Regions from separate parts of the Mus musculus genome. Here region 1 is linked to region 2. Evidence: chromatin loops called from intact Hi-C (ENCODE). Cell type or tissue: heart. All regions are shown on one strand. Each heading gives the region's core, and the rest is flanking DNA. Links, peaks and the distances in the headings are about the cores only.

The links. Peaks named below come from ENCODE experiments on the same cell type or tissue, not always from the same donor. Only the 100,000 strongest peaks of a DNase experiment are listed, where the experiment ranks them.
Region 1: a loop joins it to region 2, with 7 times the contacts of the local background. A loop is called at or near these places in 9 of 42 quality-filtered maps.

The regions. Positions count from the first base shown.
Region 1 is chr5:44,196,850-44,205,185 of GRCm38, forward strand. It overlaps Tapt1 (transmembrane anterior posterior transformation 1), which reads right to left. Exons shown (of 14, transcript NM_173764.3): 3 at 7,361-7,479. Among named protein-coding and RNA genes, the nearest start is that of Tapt1, 26 kb to the right of the region's middle. In heart, for the core only: a CTCF peak has its summit at 5,022 (motif pointing left); no DNase peak of the experiment used is centred there.
Region 2 is chr5:44,043,666-44,052,001 of GRCm38, forward strand. It overlaps Prom1 (prominin 1), which reads right to left. Exons shown (of 28, transcript NM_001163577.1): 6 at 3,833-3,953; 7 at 1,855-1,918; 8 at 652-741. Among named protein-coding and RNA genes, the nearest start is that of Prom1, 54 kb to the right of the region's middle. In heart, for the core only: a CTCF peak has its summit at 5,102 (motif pointing right); no DNase peak of the experiment used is centred there; H3K27ac peaks cover 222 bases.

The sequences.
Region 1 (8,336 bases), core at 139-8,138, 150 kb after region 2:
TTACTTACATATAATAATAAATAAATCTTTGGGCTGGAGCAAGTAGGGACTGAGCAAGCAGAGTTGACCAGAACGAGCAGAGGTCCAAAATTCAATTCCCAAAACCACATGAAGGCTCACAACCATCTGTACAGCTATAGTGTTCTCATATACATAAAATAAATAAATAAATAAATAAATAAATCTTAAAAAAAAAAAAAAAAAGCAGGTGGGAAGCCATGTAGTGAGCTTATCAAGACAGGCCTGGCTTTGCTAGTCAGATCCCAAGCCCTCCAAAAGATGTGGGATGCTGATTGCTTTTTCTTTGCAGCTCAAGCTAGAGCTTTGAGCTGAAGTGCACCTAGCACTACCTCCATCATTACTTTCTTCCTGATTTTCCATGGAAAGCAGGGTACATTTTTTTTCTTTCCTTCCCTCACACCCAGCTGAGATCACACTTCCCTGCCAAGGGCTAACTGATGATCGAGGAGACTTCATGCCCTATACTCTATATGAGGCTGGGACTGGGAACAGTGGTTCTTCTGTCAAGAGCAAACATTTCTAATTTAGATATCAAGAGGAGAAACGCTAGAAGGTCCTGCATCCCTGGACTATAGACGGGCATTATCCCACTGATAGCCAGGGAGCACAATGAAAGGCATCAATGCAGGCATGGCTGTTTACAAACACTGACTGTCAAAACCTCCAAACTCATATATAACCTATCATATGGAAAATTATTATGTTAAGAAACAAACATACCTCTCACTTTATTAATTTTTAAAATACACAGTGGAAAACAGAACAAATGTACTTGCTCTGGGTCCTCAGCTCTCTATCACTGCCTTAACATCTTACTGTCTGCTACAGCAGTTACAGGTTTTCAGAGTGGAGGACTACTATTCCAACACAACATAAAACTTGTTTTACAACGTCTATAAAACAAGGATTTTCTTTCCACATGTGCCCATTAATAAAAAAGGAAAGCAGCAAAACCAAAACAACACACCCTCCCCTTCCCGAGTAGCATTGTACACAGTGCTTATTTGTATCGCAGCTTCTCCAAGATCTAACCACAAGTGAGTTTGCCTAATTAAAACGACGTGAACCAACCACAGCACTTGCCCCTATTCTGTAGGGTATTTTTAGATGACTATCAGTAATCACTACAAACTCCATAAGAAGCTTATCTACAGTGCTGCCAACCAACCCAGAGCGACACCTAGATAATCTTTCAGGCTCAAGTCCTAGGTATGATGTCTGTTAAAGAGCCAATTATAGGCAGTTCCTTTAGTAAATGCTGGAGATCTCAAGAGAATGCTGGACAAAATAACAAACCAACCAACCAGCCAACCAACCAAAGCAACCAACCAACCAAATAAACAACAACAACAACAAAAACCCACATTAGTCTAACCTAGTTTAGACTAATAGTTTTATTACATGCCACTCAAGATAAGATTAAATAAGACATTCAATAGAACTTCCAATAAAAATAAGACATTTAACACAACTTAAAAGATATTCAAGTTAAAAATATCTATATAGAAGCAGACTCTCTACATTTCTAAATTTTACCTTTTAACCCCTACAAATACTTCTACTATACTTTCATAGTAATTACAAATGATAATTTCATGTCATATGTCTTACTATTATACATCTCTGAGCTGTTTAAAGTGCTCATAGAGTCATGCAAGTAGAACTATGCAGCAGAGAAAGATGCTCCCTGTGAGGCGTCCCCACGCCTTGATACTCTACTGATAAAAAGAAGTGGGACTGGCAAGATCAAGAAGGAAGAGGAGGCAACAATGGCAAGCAGAGCCCTCCTGCCAGTTCATTTCAAGCCATGGACGGAGGCCAGGAGTGAGCATGCCTCATTTCACTGAAAAGTATGTATAACTGAGGGCTGGAGGGGACACGTACATACTATTGAAAGTTTGAAAATGTGTATTTCATGTGGTTCATATTTTTAAGAGAAGTCCCTTTATGGTCTTAAGTTAACTGGAACAAAGGATTAGGACCAAGATGCTTTCCTGAACTGAGAAACTCATCATTTAAGTCTGACACTGAGTAAAAAATAATCACTTAATACTTTTCACTCGATTGCTAACACCTTCTTTTGTACATTAAATTAATTAATTAGAATGAAGTGGCTGATTTATGAAGCGCCATTTATGTTTGGAATAACACAAAGTAAACAGTGGTTCTAGGAACAAGTGAGCTGGGCTTAGCCCTAAGGTGAGGACTGAGGTGTCATTAGAGAATATCTCATGGTGACTTTCATGGTGACAGTGTGGTCAAACACTGGAATAGACATGGATAAGGCTTAAGACCAAGTGAGGATGCTACTGAAGGCTGGGCGGCACATCTTCCTCAGTTTGTCCCATCCTCAAATGGTTATGTGGCTATGCTGGTGCCTATGCTTTGGTACTGAGGTCAATCTGGCCAAGAGTATAAAAGGAAAAATCAGGGTTTACTCACCACAAGGAGTCCCTGTGCCACCACACTCCATCCTATAAAGGAAGTGAAAGTGCTCCTCCCTTCGGTCTGATTTACAAGAGAGAAAGAAAGAAAGAAGGTTGGAATGTTGCTACGCTACTTTGAGCGTCATGGTGGGGAACATGGGATGACAAAACCTGATGATGCTATGAAGGCTTTCTCCATAACCATGTACTCTCTCTCTCTCCCCACTGGTGTGGCACACATCAGCCTTGGTCAGAGGAAAGAATGGACATCCTTGTTTCCCTGACAAAGACACTAAGAGCTCTCCTACACTCATGTTCTTGTGGTGGCATTAATTACTCAGGCCAGAATCAAATGCTTAACTTCGTGTGGGGAAAGAAAAGCCTATTTATACAGCACAAATAAAGTTAGTTTGAGCACAACTAAATTTAAGGCACATGAAGGAAAAGTCAACAAGTTAAGAAACTTAAGAATTTGAAATTCATAGTTCTTTTGGGAGATAAGAACTCTCTTACAGGGTCAAAAGAAAAGATATTCCTAACCTAAAACAAGAAAAAAAGTCAATGACGTCTTCAATGAGAGCTATGTCTAAAACCAAGACAAGGGATCAGGAAACGTGCTTGCCTGAATTTTATTTACTCTAATAGCAAAAGAAAAACACTCCAGCATTCCTAAATCCAGTCAGCTTACTTAGCACCATATAATGTTCAAAAGTGCTTTCTTTACTTCTAGCTATCAGCTCTGGCTTCTAGATTTTACCATTTTCCTCTGTAATCTCATTCAATGTATGACTTAAGTGTGACAGAATCTAAAGCACAAAATAATGGAAATTCTAGGAAGAGACAGTATTCACACTGATACCACGTAAACTACCACATGCTCAGTATTTTTAATCGATCCCATAGATGAACTTAGAAAGATACCTGTAGCTATCAAGCACAGATAACTCATAATGAATCACAATCTAATTCTGTTTCTATCTTCAATTAAAATATCATCCTAATTTTCTCTAAAATTTAGAAGCTATCTTACCTTATCTAGAAAAAGAACGAACCAGCTTTCCAGGGCCCTAGATGCCTTCCTTTTTTCCTTCCTTCCTCATTAAACACTGGGCAGCAGGGGTTAGGACTGCTAATTCATCAGAAATAGGTTCAACCAAGTCTTTCTGAGATCACTGAGAAGTGGTATCAACTTTCTACAGGAGCACTGCAGCATCCTTTGTAGCAGTGCACCCCACCATTGCACAGTAGCACCTGCCAACAGCTCCAAAGGAACACAATCTTAGCTGCTTGAAAATTGGCAAAATGGGGGATGGAGAGATGGCTCAGTGGTTAAGAGTACTGACTGCTCTTTCAGAGGTCCTGAGTTCAATTCCCAGCAACCACATGGTGGCTTACAACCATCTGTAATGGGATCTGATGCCCTCTTTTGGTCTGTCTAAAGACAGTGACAATGTATTCATATACGTGAAATAAATAAGTCTTAAAAAAAAAAAGAAAAGAAAAGAAAAGAAATTGGTTAAAATGGTCTGATAACTGGGCAGTCAGGATGAGGACTAAGTTACTGAACAGGCTACAAAATCTTCCTGCTTATCATCCTTCATGAAAGGTGACATCCCTGTTCATCCAATTCACCCAATTGTTACAAGTGGCAACACAACCTAAACCTCAAACCAGAGCTGAAAACACATCAAGATAGAGGAAGATCTAGCAATAGCTTCAAAGCAGAAAGTTTGGATTGCTTTAAAAGCCTCCCAGAGATGCTGCAGCAAAGAGTGTCTGGCAGAGGAGGAGACGACACTCACGCAAGGATGACAAAGGCAGTGCTGTCTTGCTGCTGCTGACCCTGCTGCGGGGAGACACTGTTTCCATGTCAGGGTTTAATTAACAGACACACTTTTCTTCTCTTTTTAGAAAAAAAAATTGAGACTAGAAAAAAAATATGGCTGAAACAGAAGAGATGAGAATGATAACGGCTGAGGAAAGCAGACAATTGGCCTCTGTGCAGGTTTCAAGTCAGACTGAAGGAAGAGCACCTTTGCTTTTTGGAGAGAGATGGAACATGAAGCAGCTGTAGGCAATACAAATCTAATAACCTTTAACAGAAGTAGAGAACAATAGAAGGGAAGCTGTAGGACAGCGGCATTTAGCTATTTCTAAATAATTCCATAACGATAAAATGTTTTTTGGGTATTCTACAAATACCTAAATGCCCTTGGGCAAAATATTAACAGTATTTTTTGTTCAGTCACTTTTTAAGTGTACTATATTTTCAGTTCCATGTTTAAAAAAAGAATCACAGAGACATTGTTTTCATGGTTCAGAGAAAATAAATGTGGCTCCCAGTAACACATTGCTTAACTCAGATACAGAACACTGAAGGTACTAAGACATTAAAAGCAGTACTTCATATTTTCTGTAATATTGCTTGCTCTCATACAGAGGATTCAAGGTTGAAATTTGAGTGCACAATTTTAACTGCATCCTCATGTTTCATTTATCATATAAATGACAACATAAAATGTAACTTCAGTTAACCAATATTGCAGATAGAATATTACAAGTTGTTTATAACAGGCTGCCCCCTAGAGTCCTTTTAGCTATAAAACCATGAAAATAGAAAGCACTTTTTAAATGACACTGAAGATAATTTAGATTGAAAATGCTTCAAAATACAATTTTAAAGCAAGCATCTTTTTTGCACTAAAAATGTAAACTATTATAGAAATGTTAGCTTTAGGAAGCAACAATCATTTATGTGAAGCAAACTACAGTAGATGGTTTAAGAATTCCTATTTTCTGCAATACTTAATACTCAGAATGGAAAGGGTATGCTATATGCTGCTTACATGTCCTGCTTCTCCAAGTGACAGAGAAACAGAAATGACTCTGAGCATAAAGCAGTATTCAATGTCTGAAGAAGGAGATGCATCGTCAGATAAGATGACTTCCATACTCAAGAGCCTCAAGACCCATTATCATGAATTGTATGTCACCTATATACTAACCACACAGAAAAGGTCTAGTCCAGAAGGAAGAGTTTCTAGGTTATAAACCCTCTTAAGCTTTCTCCCAGGGTGCCAACAACTGATCAGAACATGCCATTGGTGGGATATGAACCTGTTTAACACTGCTGATCCTGGAATAACTAAAAGGTAACCTAGCTCACAAAATATGTGTGAAAATCCCTGCAAGCTCTTAGTTACTTTATGTCAGGCTGTTACACTGGGTTAATCTAATTTCCCTGTATTCAACTTCTCTATGCAGCCACACAGGAAGATTCCCCACCCCCACCCCCACCTTCTGAAAAGGTAACTAAAATGTCATCTCACTGAGCCCACAGTAGAGCAACCAGCTTTAGTAGGAGAACACCACCAAGGTCTTTGAAAAGCCTGACTAATGAGAGCAACCCTTTTAAACCCTCCTCAAAGTAAAGGAAGTACTTGGCAGATCCTAAAATTGGTGCTTAAATGCCTAAAAAGAATCTCACCCGGTTAACTTATGATTAATTAAACGTGCCATAATTCATATCATTCTGCAAGATGAGAAAGATTTTAGATACAAATAATAACTTTTATAGCACTGAGGGAGGCTGAATTCTTAAAACTGTATATTCTCTGCAATCTCGCTCATCGTAACTTTTATTCCTTTCACAACCTAATCATTATATTATTGATTATTTCTATTTACATTAGAAGCATTTCTTATCAAAATGGATTAAGGCTCATTTGAAAGGGCTGCGTTTCATTTTCTATTTCAAAACAAACATCTTTGTGACTTTAGTCTTTTAAACAGAACTTACAGTTTTGAATATGGACCAGTAATTTTTTAGCAACTTCATTGATGAAGCTATAACTCCAAGTGTTATATTCCACTGAATGGTCACTAAATGGAGTCTCATAAATTATTACCCATTTCAGCATTTTACATTTTCAAACTGAAATGTTTTAAAAATATTTACAAACGGCACACATTTTAGAATTGTAACTCAAACTACAATGCTAAAGCTAAGCAGTAGCTCGTACAGGGAGACCATGTAAAGCAGGGGCCTGCTGACACGACTGTCAAGAAGGCCACCTCTCAAATCAAACTTCCTGTTCCCCAAGGACAAATGCACAGTAAGTACTGCATTCCATCTTTCCAGTTTGCTAGAACAGAAATGCAAGAAACTGGTATTTATTACTCGGAGCTGTAGGCAGGCATCTGCTGGCACTGTGGGCTGCTGTAGGCAGGCACTCTGCCAGCATAAGGAGTGAGTGTGTGTCATGCACTCCACTGATATACTTTTTCTATCTCCAGGTTTTGGGGGACAGGTACTGAGCTCTCAATATCTTCTTTTGCAGATATGAAACAAGCTTAGGGGAGGCAGACACTTATTACAATACACTAGCTCTCCAAGTTGGTTTGGGCTGACTGATATTTTCTATCAGAATGATGCCATTACAGAGTGATCAACTGCCACCAACCAGAAGTCTATGACAACAGCTTCATAGGCCACTAACACAAGTGACCTGGAGGAGGAAGCCTGTAGTAGAGCCGGCTCCTTAGGCGATTAGAACCTGAACTTCTCACAGATGAAGCAAGCCAGGACGCCTCCCAGCCCTAGTCCAAGCCGGTTAAGAACATGGTCTGTCAGTTTCTACTTCTAGCCCTGTTCCTCTTCTATTCAACCCATGGCCTCCACAACAGTGTCAGTTTACCAGCTAAAGCAGAGTTTTGGTTCAAAACCTCTCTGGAAAAAAATGCATATATAAAACATATATTATATAATACAAATTGAACAGATAGGCAGTGTATGCATCAAAAACCAAAGTATGAATGAAATCATATGCATCATCTTTATTCTAACAACTCTACAAGTTATAAAAGTAATAAAACCGTTTAGACACTAAAAATAGTCGAAGATCTAAACTTACCTTAAGCCATAGCAAGGCAGAGTGAGGAGCCTGAATAGCGCCAGAAAGACTCTTAAAGGAAGCAGGGTGAACACATACAGAAAGGCATCGAGGCACAAAAATATTCCAAAGAACATGAGCTACATTGGGAGAGAACGAAAAAGAGAGAGATTCTTTAGGTAGTTGTAGATATAACTTCAGACATTATGAGAAACTGTTTCCTGACTCCTTAAGTTTAAGAAACTGGACATTAGTCCTCTATGACTCTTCCAGAGTTTTCTGTTTACCATCCCTAGAAGTAGCTCCTCAAAAGATGGTTGTTCAGACTCAACTTTTGTGACTTTCTGGCACTTCTTAAACCAGACAGGCTAAGTAACATCTTCTTAAGGTAAGACAAGCTTCTTACCTTTAACCCCATCCTTTCCATTTCCTGTTCATCAGAAGACTGGAATAGACAGTTTTAGTTTGAAAACAGTTTTTTTTAATTTATTTTTTTGTAGACTGATTAAGTTTAACATAATTTTACACAAATAGGCAACTGCTATACTTGGAAGGCCTTATTCTGATTAGTTTCAGAAGTAATTACTATTTTCTTTAACCTTTCCCCAGTTTCTTACTGATTTATACTTTCCATTTTCACCAATAAATTTAGCAGTATAGCTCCTAAGAAGAGAGTGAGATAGATCTTTTCATAGCTTACCAAACTCTGCTACTTAGTGGAGATGTATGCCTAACATCCAAACATGGTCTGATGGCTATGTTATCACCATAATATCTACATAGCCTTAGGCATTAACTGTCCCACCTGCACGTATTACCTAAATTCACACTTCTATAAGCAAAATAGTTTCTCACAGAACTCACAAGACAGTTGTAACTTCTAGGACACAGGTCTTTAAAATGGTGATTTGAGTGAAAATTGTCATTGGGATAAAGAGGTCCTGACCCAACCCAATATGCCTGCTGCCCTGGAGATGCCGGTTGTGAGCCACAGCCT
Region 2 (8,336 bases), core at 327-8,326:
GTTCCTGGGTTTCTAGCCTACAAAGGAAATGGTTGGGGATGGACAGAATTGATATCTGAAGATTTCAAAAGGCACCCCCTTTAATTAATTACTTAACCCATTTTTGTTTTTTGATTCAAGATTCTACATAACTCCTATGTAGCCCAGGCTGGCCTCAAAGTCATGGTTTCCCTGACTTTCTAATGCCAAGGTTACAGAATTGCTACCACACCCAACACATCAACAGATGTTTTGTTGAAAGTCCAGATAGTAAATGACTTATAAGCTTCGTGGGTCTAATCTTCTCAGAAACCAAAAACTTTGCCACTTCAGCACAAAACCAGCCATCAACCATACATAAGCATGTGCACACAACTGTGTTCTAATAAAACTTTATTTACATAAACAAGTAGCCAACCCCTAACAAATTGCGTCACTATTACCTCAAATGGCTTTGTTTTTCCAGTACCATAGGTTTAGCACAAGTTTTTTTTTTTAAAAAAAAAATACACATCCTGAGGCAGCTCTTGTCTTTTTGCCAGACCTTTTTGCACGGCCAGATTATATTTCTCATCCCTACCCACCGGAACACATGCAAGTCAAAGTGAGTGACCCTGGGAAGCCAGGAAGCCAGGGTGGGCTATTCTTGGTCACCTTTGCCACCATGCTTACCTGTCGCCATGGCCTTAATCTCTTCGAGGACAGGAGTTACTTTGGGTTTTAGTTGGTCCTTTATTCTGCCTCCCAGCACGGAGCCGATGCCTGGATTCAAAGCAAAGGCGTTCATGAGGCCAGGGCTGCTTCTCCTTCAGCTCTCACGAGCTCTCCTCACACCCCAGGAGTCTACCACTGTCTCCAGCTCTGCATCTCCACTGGGATTTCTCCACTGCAATCCCACTTACATTTGGGAGCAGGTACTGCTTGCTGGGGGTAAACTGTCCTGTGCACTGCAGGATGGGAGAAGCAGCCTCTGCCTTGGCCCACAGATATCAGTACCACTGCCCCTCCCCACTCCTTCCCATAAATGCTGACAAATGTCACCTGGTTCGTGAACTCAAACGAGAGGTGGCCCAGCAAAGAATGGTGCCAGACTGTTTCTAAAGCCCATTTAATGAGGCTTTAGCAAGGCTGAACATCCTCTTCTGCATGAAAAACGACGAAAGGAAAGGCTTGGCAATAAACAACATAAAATTGTGTTTGTTTGGTTGTTATTGTTGCTGCTGCTGTTATTATTATTATTATTACTAGTACTATTACTAGTACTATTATTATTTGAGGCAGTGCTTCTTTGCGTAGCCCTGGCTGTCCTGGAACTAACTCTGTATAGTAGGCTGGCCTTGAACTCACAAAGATATATCTGACTCTCCCTTTCAAGTTCTGGGATTAAAGGTGTACACCACCACTACCTGGCCCTGCAAAGTAAAATTTTAAAACAGAAACCTAAGTCCCTATGCTTGTGAAACTGAAGTTAAACATTGAGTGCCTTTTTTATGCGGATGAGTGTTTGCCTGTGTATATGTCTGGGTACCACATGTATGCCTGCTATCCTTGAGGAAAGCAGAAGGCATTGGATATCCTAGAACTGAAGTTATAGATGGTTGTGAGCCTCCATGTGGGTACTGAGAAAAAAAACATAGGTTCTCTACAAGAGCAACAAGATCTATGCACCACAAAGCCATCTCTCTCGTCCCTAAAAGTTGGATTTGAACCATCCAATGTCCAGTGGTAAACACACAGTAGTTCTACAGCTCGTCCCGTCTTCCTCCTACCTTTAGTTGCTTCCTCTTTTGGTCTGTGCTTTATAGGAGGGAGGCAGCTAAGGCATCTTCTGAGCCTTAACAACAAAAGTGCAAACCATCTTTTATTGCTACTCACCATCCAGGTCTGAGAATGCCTTGTTCTTGGTGTTGGTGTACTGCTCCACTACATAGTCAATTTGCTGGAAAAGAAAGTTACATGGCATCTGCCCTTTGAGGTGCAAAGTCATTATACAAAGATAGCATTTAAGACTTAAGATTAAAATATATATATATTAACTCTGAGCACTTTGAAAAAGAAATAGCTAAGAGGTGGTGAACGCTCATCTGGTACTCCCACGTTTTACCGCCTATTACAAACTTATCTCTTGTGCTTACTTATTATAAACTTACTAGCTGTGGCCATGTCTTATGTCTCACGGTTCTGTGGACCAGCTAGACGGCTCATGGTGAGGACTGAATGCATGATCAGAGGTGGGTCTGTCTCTCTCCATACGTTCTTGCATCTTCTTAGTGACCAGCCTGGGTATCTTCCCAAGATATCCTTAGGATCACCATCAAGGAGAGGCTGATAGGTACTCGATGCAAGGCTCCTAGATGTTTCCGACTAGCCCAAGGTCATGTCCACTGTGCTCTTCTGGTCATAAACAGGTCACAGAGACAGCCCAGACTCAAGAAACAATGAACAAGAAGACCTTCTAAAGTTTTGATGCGTGAGTCCACGATATTGACTATTCCTGAGTGGTCTTAAGGAGTACTTATCTTCTTATCTATGGTGGCCTGCTTCTCTGCGAGGCTGGGTTAACATTCTTCTAGGGTTGCCAACCTTCCCAGGGAACACAACTCAGAGTTTAAATTTTCATTTCCCTGATTACCAGACGTGAAACGTCTTGTTCTGTTTGGAGACAGCTATATTCTGTCTGTCAGTTGCCTGTTCAATTATCTGTAAAACTTCTGTTTGTTAGAGGTCTTCGCATATGTCCAACCAGGTTAAGTTTCCCCAAAGCCCGAGGAATTTACTCTCTTTATAAAAGGATGAGAGACAGCCTAGTATTCAGGGGCACTGTTGTTACTTTTGGCATTGGGGGGGGGCGGGGGGGTTCTGTGGAATCTTTAAGATGTCACATGACAAGCATGAGCTTTTGTTTACATGGTGGGAGAAAGGTAGTTCTACCAGTGCGACCTGCAAAGCCAGGCAGGGTTAAGCTCTCTATTCTCCCCCTCCCAAATGCCTCTGCCTTTTACTTCCAGCTTCTTGACACACTTGATGCACAGCATTTTAAGGACAGAGTCAACTCAGAAGGCCACACCTTGTTCAAGGATCCATGGTTTTGGGGAGACTCCCCACCAATGCCAATACCCATGAGCTTCACACGCTTAGGCCGGTTCCTGCTCAGGTACTTTCCAAGTCATATTCTGTATCGGCGATACATCAACACACTCCTCGGATGAGGACAAAACAGGCTTGCCCATCACTGCCTTCAGCCATTCTGTTTGCTGTCTTCCAAAGTGACATGGTGTGTGCGTGTGTGTGTGTGTGTGTGTGTGTGTGTGTGTGTGTGTGTGTGTTAGAGAGATGTGTGTGTATGTATGTGTGTGTGTGAGAGAGAGAGAAGAAAGTCCTTCCTAAATAGACTGACACACCTACACAGATAATAATAATCAGGTGTGCATAAAGCTAGTGAATTCTATCTTAATAGTAGCTATGTAAATGATAAGGGGTTAACTATACGCACCAAACAAAGGCAAGAGCATCCATCCAACAATGTCAACAACAACAAACAAACAAAAAACAAAGCAACCCACAGTGAGACACTTAAAATTGTTAGGTACTTGTATATGTGCAGTGATTTTTGTTATGCCTAAATAAAATAGAGCAAAATAAGACACCTATATCTTAAAGCTATGGAAACCACATTTCCATGCTTTTTGAACTCTCTGGTTATGTTTCTTCATCTGCATCATTAAAGGGCAATGGCTTTCCACGTGGGTTCACTGACTTGTTAAAAGGCTTGGCTGTGCTGCTAAACGCACACACAGGTACTCAGAGCAGCTCACACAAAGCGCCATGGAATGCGCAGGCTGTAGGTTTTTACCTTTGGTGTTTCAGTCAGGAGTGTTTGAAAGTCTCTGAAATTGCTCTTTGCCAGTTTCTGGGTCCCTTTGATCCGAGTCCTGGTCTGCTGGTTAGCCACAAAGCCATATATAATGCCAAGGCTGTAGGGAAAGAGAAAAGTGTTGGCTAGGATCCAATATCCTCAGCAGCACAGGAGCCGACGAACGGCCACCTCCACCACCTTCCACTACAACCTACCTACTAAGACCACCATTGCACACCACCAAAACACAAAACAGGACTAAGGCTCTGAAGACACATCTCTGTTTAGGATGGAGTACTGTGTTATGGCTCTCATAAATGAACAGTGTTCACAACAAATGCTGGAAGGACAGTGACAAAGGCATAGGCTGTGTTAGGTGTTTGAGTGTGTGTTTGTGTGTGTGTGTGTCTGTGTGTATGTGCTCACACATACATGCATGCACCTTGTGGGTATATCCTCTTACACCCACACAAACATTATCACGCACCTTAGCTACCGTCATAGAAGAGGGAAATAACAAAATGGGAAGAGGGACTTGGGATGTCTGGTGTTTCTTCATTTAATTGTTAGTTTCTGTGTTGTCCAGATTGAAAAGAAATAAGGTATTTCAGCATTAAAGCACTGTGGGAAGACTTAATGTCATTTCCCTTTTGCTGGGGTAAAATACACCCACAGCGATTTCCTCCCACATGACACCAGGCTATGTCAAGATGACAACTTGAAGTGAACACACCACACATATGAAGTACAAAATCCACCCAAACGGTGGTGCTAGAAATGTCCTGGTTCTCTTGCTGAGGGTTGTATTTTCCTCAGGGAAATTCTTGAATATGTACTTATGAAGAAAATACTTTTCTCTACATAAAATACACATCATAAGGGATTCCAAACGCCTTCACATAGTCACCTTGCAGGAAAGACTAGCCTATGTGGAAATTAAAACCTTCTTCCTCACTTATCTCAAAAGACTGAATTTAAGGGTACTAAAAGCGCTTGTGCTCATTAGCCACTATCAATCTCTTGGTTTGAGTTATACAAATTGGTTCATTTGTTGAGGGCCTCTGAACCTTAGAATTTTATCGGCTGCAGGAGTAAAGGCTCAGCCAGGCATGGTAGCACACACCCATTATCCCGACACTTGGAAGAGCAAAGTGAGAAGACCTCAGAGCTCCGGACTAACCTGAGCTGCACAAAGAGACCTTGTCTCAAAATTAAAACAAACCCCTCAAGGCAGGGGAGCTAAAACCCAAACTACTTTTCAATCTGACCACTAGAGGGCAGCAAGGAATTAATAAATAGCACAACCCGTTTTACCCACAGACAGAAAAGACCAAAACTGTTATTTTTGTATCCAGTGTACAATGTGCATATGCTTTAAGAACAGGTTAGCAAGTACCAAATAAATCCTGGGGAAACAACATGGAACAGCCTATCAAGTTACCAAGCAATCTCCGTACCAGTGGGATAACAGGCATCCTGCCTTTTTGCATTGAAAAAATCCCATGTCACCAAAAACAAAACAACAACAAAAAAACCCAAACAAACAAACAAATGAACAACAACAACAACAAAATCCAAGTCCCAGGACATATATTCACTCTGTTTAAGAGTACTGCTCCATGGGGCTGGAGAGATGGCTCAACAGGAAGAAAGTTTTCACAACTGTTCTTCCAGAGAACCCAAGTTTAGTTCATAGCACCTGAGGGGCTGCTTACAACCAACTGTATTGCCAGCTTTGGGGCAGCCAATGCCTCTGGCTTTCAAGGGCATCCACATTCCAGTGCTCATATCCCCCCCTCCCCCCCAGACACATACACACATGGACACATAATCACAGATACACACATATAAACAAATAATCACACATAGCCACAGACACAGACACATAGTAAAAAAAAAAAAAATTCTAAACAAATAAAAAGTACTGTTGCATCTGGAGGAGTGCTTAGTTCGTATGTGGTTTCTCGTTCTTAAAACTTGTCTTCCTGTGACAATAATACACAGTTCCTCTCGGGCTGCCAGTGACACTAACATGCCTATGTGGCACATGACATTGAACAGTACTTAACTCAGCCTAGTGAGCTATGGTGGAATTAGGAGAGCCAGAACATGTGACTTGGACCTGGTTCCTCATCCCCACTCCGCCTCCCACCACCTCCCCACTCCCCATCCCCCCACTTCACCCCCCAGCCCCCAGCCCCACTAACTCCGTGAAGACCTTTCTTTCTATCTGAGCTTCAGCCAGCTTGGAGCCAGGGCAGCTTGGAGCTGATATTATAAACCAGCTGGAATCCACCCTAGGATGTATAAACACTGCTCATATTGCAAAGGAGAAGGGCTTGGGGGATGTCCACAAATTCCCTGGGAACTTGTTTATTCTAAAGCTTGAGTCCCATCTTAGTGCAACCTCAGAAAATGAAGACAAAACGTCCTGTACCCTTTGAACTGCCATATGACCCACTACTCTCTGTCCTACACTTATGAAGCAGACAGTGTACCTCAGTTATATTCATTACTGGTGAGCAAGACACCCTAATCCTAAGCTAGGTTAGTGACTCGATGATTTTAGAGTTATGTGCAAGGCACACATGCACACACACACACACACACACACAAACAAGAACTGAAACCTGGTAATATACCAGGGTCTTTATTTAACTAAGCCAGGTTCAAATATTTGGGTTGTGACAAGTTAGAATCACCCCTAAGTAGAGCTGGTATCCACCCTGGGGAATCAGACTTTCTCTCCCTGCATGCTACAAATGATCTCAGTCATTCCTTCTACCAAGCAACAGACCCATTTGGTCATGGAATAAGTCAAAGTGGACCAGGAAGTTCACCACTTCCTATTGACCTTTTCCTGTCCATCCCCATGAAAGGAGCTCCGCCACAGGAATCTGTGATGTCGTGTGTCGCAATGCCTGCCGAGGTTTACTCTTAGTTATACCTAAGTTCAATGCCCCTAAAAGGAGGTCGTAACCTCCTCCCCGTCAACTTTGCCTTATGTGGCCTGTCCTCATTCCTGAACGCTTGAAGGTTTGTTCTAAACTTGATCTGCTGACACTTGCTGTGTGCTCAGCGTAGATGTCAGAAACTGCCCTTGTCCTTTATTCTATATGACTTTACTCACAAGAAAGTCACTCAGATCAACGAACTGCCGTACAACCTTTCAGAAAATATCCTTTCCAAACCTTTCAACTGTCAAGAACGCAGTTCTAGAAAGCCCGGCTAGAGACGATCAAAATCATGCTATCAATAACTTTAACAACAACAACAACAACAACAACAACAAAGTCTGTGCTAAACAGAGTTCTGCAAATGATCTCAACAACTTTCCAAGCAAATTTCCAGTGTAAATGTTTATGTTTGGGTTAAAAAAATGACAACTCCAAGGGCTGGGAAGACTGCTTGGCAGTTAGCAAGGATGCCTTTCCAGAGGACCCAGGTTCAAATCCCAACACCCACATGGTCACTCTGTGATTCCAGTTCCTGAGGATATGGCCTTTGCAGGCATCAGGCATGCACAAAATGCAGACACATGAATATAAAACACCCAACGGTGAGAACAACAACAACAACAATGTTTAAAATAACAAGTTCAAAAGCCCTCATGGTCAGAAAGAAAGAGAGGAAACAGGGTGGCCTGAGACCTGGAAGATGGCAGGTGGCTGGCAGAACATTTTCTCTGTAGTTCTCCAAAGTAACGCCGCAAAGGAACTTCCCAGCAAACACCTGTAAACTGAGTTCTTACATAAACCTCCCAATGAGCAAATACTAGCAACTGATAAAGACTTTACTGTGTTGACCAATGCTAGTTTCTAGTTATGAGCTCTAACTTAAACCTTTCATTTAAACTAAATAGAGAATGAATGCCTCTATTTGCCATCGAGCTAGACACTCGCTGTTATTCATTGTACTTTAAAGCAAATATTAGAGCCACATAAATTATTTTTTCTTCATTGTAACAGATACCAGTCAATGCCTAGGGCATGAAGACACTGAGAAAAGAATGACCCAAGGCAAACAAGCCATAAAACATCAATGCATGCCCCGTCAGTGGAACCAGATGTAACTCTCCTTAAACTACCAAATAGGTGCTTTGGTGAGGTAGAGTAAAATGTCTTCAGATTCTGCGCAGAAGACAGGAACTTTTATTCCTAGGATAAATGGCATTATGAATTGTTTGTATACTGTGGAAAATAATCTCACACACTTACAAATATAGACTTAAGAGCTTTTAAAGAGGGAGGGGGAGGGCAGATGTGGGATGGGGTGGTGGTGGAAGTGGGATATCATTTGAGATGTAAACAAATGGAATGATTAATAATAATATATAAATAAATTTATAAAAGAAAATATATGTATATACAAACACATATATGCATGTAACAACAAGTAATGAAAAAAAAGGTATGAATTTGAAAGAGAGAAAGAAGGGGTAAATGAGAGGGTTTAGAGGGAAGAAAGGTGAGAAGTAAGATTATGTCAAAAATTAAAAAAA